Linked DNA regions of Mus musculus: region 1 is linked to region 2. The links are chromatin loops, found by intact Hi-C in ENCODE. Cell type or tissue: left cerebral cortex. All regions are shown on one strand.

Evidence for each region. Hi-C counts contacts between places; a loop is a spot of excess contacts. Peaks named below come from ENCODE experiments on the same cell type or tissue, not always from the same donor. Only the 100,000 strongest peaks of a DNase experiment are listed, where the experiment ranks them.
Region 1: a loop joins it to region 2, with 5 times the contacts of the local background. A loop is called at or near these places in 16 of 42 quality-filtered maps.

The regions. Positions count from the first base shown.
Region 1 is chr7:49,424,998-49,427,497 of GRCm38, forward strand. All of the region lies in intron 6 of Nav2 (neuron navigator 2), which reads left to right. Among named protein-coding and RNA genes, the nearest start is that of Gm51447, 12 kb to the right of the region's middle. In left cerebral cortex, a CTCF peak has its summit at 1,272 (motif pointing left); a DNase peak (open chromatin) is centred at 1,267; H3K27ac peaks cover 927 bases.
Region 2 is chr7:49,249,241-49,251,740 of GRCm38, forward strand. All of the region lies in intron 1 of Nav2 (neuron navigator 2), which reads left to right. Among named protein-coding and RNA genes, the nearest start is that of Nav2, 4.3 kb to the left of the region's middle. In left cerebral cortex, a CTCF peak has its summit at 956 (motif pointing right); DNase peaks (open chromatin) are centred at 406 and 959; H3K4me3 peaks cover 2,317 bases; H3K27ac peaks cover 1,876 bases.

The sequences.
Region 1 (2,500 bases), 180 kb after region 2:
AGCCCTTGGGTGTGTGTAAGGCTATGAATGGTGGCGCTTGGGCTCACCCTTTCTCATGGAAACAAGACGGTTGTGTGGCCAGGTTTGCCTTTTCTGCAATATGGACGTGCTACCAAATCAGCACACCAGCTTACGGTTTCGCTGAACGCTGTCCTTGCTTTGGGGAGCAGGAAGAATGAGAAGGAGGAAAGGAAACTGAGTCGGATGAGAAGACAAAATGCGAATTTGGTTTAGTCTGTGTTGGGGTGTGAGATGAGTGCCTGTTGTGCGTGTGATCTGCAGGTCATCAGTCCAGTGCTTCTCCTGCCCCTGTTTGTCAGGCAGAGAGCATCCCATGTACATGAGTTCTATTTCATTTTAAGCTTCATTAGCAGGGGAATACACTTAGGCATCTGGGTGCTCTCTTAGTCAGGGTTACCGCAGTTTGATCTGCAAGGCTAGGTTCATTCCATTTTAATATTCTTTAAAAACATTTTTTTCCTCCTAACTTGTGTATTTGACAGTATTCATCTACATTTAAAGATAAATTTATTTTGGAGTAAATGAAATGAACTCCTCTGTGGACATGGAAGGCCTGTCTTCACGTTGCAAGAGGGGAGAGGGGCAACTGAGCTGTGAACCTCTAGTCCAGCCACAGCTGGTACTTGGTGATGGGCATCTCATGAAGGCACTTGAGCCCTTCTCTGCAGAAGACAGACTCTCTAGGGCTGAAACCAACCTATCAGATAAGATGTTCTTTAGAACACCAGCCTGGTGTGGGAGGGATACAGCCTCTAGATGCAGTACGTGAAGGGTCGCAGCAAGAATATCCGTTTTAAGGTATTGGCGAAGGTAGCCTCAATTGTTGGTAAGCCTGTCTGTGACTGTTGTGCCTGTGTGAGTGGCCATGCTGAAGGATGTTGTGCACCGGGATCCCGAGGAGCTCCTGCTGGGTTTCAGCAGTGCCTATGCCTGTTTCTGTAGCTTAGAGGCTCTTTGAGCTTTGCGGATGATAACGCAGGCTCAAGCATCAGCGTCCGTAGCCTGCCTAATTCTTTGTAAGGTGATGCAGGTCCCTCTGTGTCCTGAGCCTGTTGCCTTGACTGTGATGGGAGAATCATAGTATTTTCCAGAAATGACAACTGGGTTGCAAGGCCCTCAGCCTATAGAGACTCAGCTTGGGAAAAGCGAGGCTTTGAGAGAGAGAGAAGAAAGAAAACAAAACAAAACAAAATTCACACAACCATCTTGCTTCAGTAGCCCACGACAGTGAGCCTCTGCTGCCCTCTGCTGTCTAAGTCTTGTGCTACATCTCATCTCTGTCTAGCATTCTTTTTTCTTAATTTAACTTTAAAAAAAATTTTTTTTTTGTCTTATAAATATGGGTATTTTTGCCTATGTGTATATCTGTGTGCAGATTGCGTCCCTCGATGCTGGCACAGGCCAGAACAGGGTATCAGAGCCCTTGGAACTAAATTACAGATGGTTGTGAAATGCCTTGTGGTGCTGAGAATCAAAACTGGGTCCTCTGGAAGAGCATTCAATGCTCTTAACCATTGAACTAAGGTACCCTGTTAGAAGTGTAAAGATGCTTCGATTGTCTAGATGTTCCCGTCCAGGCATAGGTTCCCTGCTTTCTTTCCTCCACTTGGGAGGGTGACTGTAGACCCAAGAACGGCTAAGTATGTTCAGTAAGGTCCTGGTGGCCTGGAGGAAAAATTCTGTCTGTAGTAACAAGGAACTGACTGAGGGCCTGAGCTAAGCCCCTCCTCCTCTCAGCTGTCACTCACCCCCCTCCCCCAGGTGAGTAGCTAGGTGAGCTGCTGAACTAAGCCCCTCCTCCTCTTAGCTGTCACTCACTCCCCCTGAGGTGGGCATTGAGCCGTGGGATTCAAGGAGAAGGATGAATCCTAAGGAAAGAGATCTTTGCTAGCAGGAGTGGATTTTTTACTAACTGGAAAGGTTTGCTAGATTTTATTTGTTTTTCGCGGGTGACTAATTTCAAATGAGACAAAGCAGTATGGTTAACAGCCCCACTCTTGATCATACACCCTTCATGTTCCGGGACATGTCTAAGGTCATTTGTGCAAAGTCTCTTCTGTATTAAGCATCAGAATAGTCACTGATAGTCTAGAGTGTAGAGAGAGGTGCCAGGCCTTGCCCTAGTGGGACTTACAGTCTGGTGAGAGAGACAAGTAAAAAATCAACCAATAGAGTCGGTACTTACTCCTCTGCAGAAACTTAGATGCCACACATAGATGTATGCTTCTGGGCTGGGGGGCCTCAAAGGTGAGACCCACAAAATTTGCAGGGTCTCCTTTATTGTGTTTACCCATTTGCTCACACAATAGTTGGGATGTTTTAGAACATGGGCATTGAAAAGAACAAACACACACACACACAAGTTAATAAAACAGAGAAACAACTCTTGGATCCCCATTAAAAAATAAATATAAAGGGCTTTTGTTTCTGTTTTCTCCCAGCTGGATGGATAAATCTTTTGGGAGGGGAGGTCTCTGGC
Region 2 (2,500 bases):
AATTTCCTGCTCCCAAACGTAATGTTTATCATTACAAGACACTCAGGAAATGATGAACTCCATGGAGCCGTTGCCTCTCTTTTATTTGGGGGATTTTGGGGCAGGAGACTGGCTGGGTTGCAGGGTGACTGACAGTCCAGGTTTTAAAGTGTTGGTTATCAGTGGTACCTTCTGTCTGACCTATGCTTAGCTCAGTAGCCTAGTCCATTAACTAACTACTCCCCTGGGCCTCAGTGATTCCACCTGTTAAAAAAAATGGGCACAGGAATTATGAGTATTAAGAAAAACTTAGTATTCTTTACATGAGAAAAGGTGGAGCCTCTAAGAAGAGGCCAACCTGTTCACGAGCATTGACAGGCCTCTGACTCTGCCTGGCACAGTACCAGGCGCTGTGAGAGGGAGGTGGGGGATGGGGTGAGCTGTGGAATGCCTGGTGTGTTAGGTTCTCATTGGCCTCCACAGGAGCACTTAGAATAAGTGTGGTGTATGTGTCCACATCCTACCATATGTCCTAAGATAACAAAGTAAAGAAGGCACCCTTGCCTTGTACTTCCTAGGTGTCAGGGATTGTTCTGGGTTTTTTTTGCACAAAATAACTCTCTTTTATTCTCTTAACAATCTGGTGAGATAAGGGTGATTGTTCCCATCTTACACATGAGGAAATGAAAGGTCAGTGGCCTCACGAGCAGCAGAGTCAGTAGCATTTGAACTGGAACCCCTTACCTGTCATGCTAGACTCGGGGAGCCACAGCGGCTGCTGGTCAGCTCCAGACCTTGAGGCATCCCGGCCACAGATGTCACCACTGATCCACGCTGTCCAGCGTGGCAGAGCAGATATCTCAGCTCAATCAGGTGCCGGACCAGTGCCGTGCACGCCCACTCTCCAGCATTGTCTCTCATGCTGCTGCAGAGCTGAGGACAAGACTTGGCAGCCTGGATCGTAGGCGTGACGTCTGTTTCCAGCAGAGGGCAGCACTGGGAGAGCTAAAGATGTGCTGGGCCTGAGGAGTCAAGATGCTGGAAGGAAGGCTAGTAGCTCAAGGGCTGGAGAAGACCAGGGGGCTCACAGGGGAGGAAGGAGATGAGCTGGGCCCCAGCAGTGGACAAGAGTGCCCAGTGTGGGGGGAGGAGAGGAGGAGGAGAAAGAGGAAGAAGAGGAGGAGGAGGAGGAAGGAGGAAGAGGAGAACAAAGGAGAGGAGGCTGAGCTACCTTTCGCAGTGCAGAGCCCAAGTGGATGCTCCCTCGTACATGTTCTACGTTGAGCATTTTCCATTTTAGGTCAGGGTATGAGAAAGCGCAGAGGCTTGGCAGTGGATGTTCATGTTGGCTTCTGTCGGAGGGTACCTGAGAAGCTGTGGAGCCGGTGGCGTCTCCTTCAGGACCTGGCTCAGAACTGACCCTTGGGAAGCAACACAGATGACTGTCCTTAGCGTGGGCAAAGCGTTCTTGTTTTTGTCTTTTGGGACAGGGTCTCTCACTCTGTAGACCTGGCTGGCCTTGAACTCACAGTGACCCACCTGCTTCTGCCTGCATAGTGCTGGGATGAAGGGCATGTGCCACCACGCCCGTTTCGGTTTACTCGGTGACTTACCAGTCATCTGCTCATCCCCACCATCAATGACTTGCAAGCCAACAGCTGTTAGAGGGGTCAGCCTTTGCCTCCTCTCCTGGAGCCTCCTACAGACCCGCAGCTCGCTCTCAACCTCCAGCGGAAGCTGCTCTGCCTCAGTCAGGTCCCTCTGACCCTCTTCCTGCTACTGTGCCACCAGGGCCTTCCTGAGAGGACATGTGTTCTGGTCTCTCATGTGTTGTGAACTGGGACCCCATGTAAGTGATCATTTTAGACATACGCTCTGTGTTAGACTACAAGGCTCTGGCCAGTATTCAGGCAAAGACCTCTTGGGGTAAGGACAGGGTTAGCCTTTTTTTTTTTTTTTTTTTTTTTTAAAGAAGCAGTTGCAGGGGGAAGAGATGATTCACATGATACTTTGATATTTCCTGTTTTTAGGAGCTCGTGTTCAGCCTGCAACTTATTTCTTAAAAAAAAAAAATTAGAAGTGATTGAAATCCTGTGTGCGCGTTTTTTAGATGTTTAAAAAGAAAGCGTGGGTGAGGCCCCTGGGAAAAGCCCAGCTCCAAGCTTACAACCTGTTGCAGCTTTGCCCCACTGTGTTTTGATTAGAAGGCTTGCTTCGTCATCAGAGCTGATTGTGGATTTGATTAGTGTGTTTTTCTGCCGTGGGTTGTTCTCTTTCCCCCTTTCTCAGTTCTTGGAGGCGAACGAATGCACATTGTGGTTATCTGCCAACAGGCGAGAATGTTTACGGTTCACGTATCACTGCCTCTCCCCTGGGTTAATTCTCTAGAGACACTTTAAAGGTAGAGTAGGGGGTTTATTTGGGCGATCACTCGGTGTGTATACATCTTTGTATAAATATGCCTACGTCTACACACACACACACACACACACACACACACGTACACAGCTCTATACACATG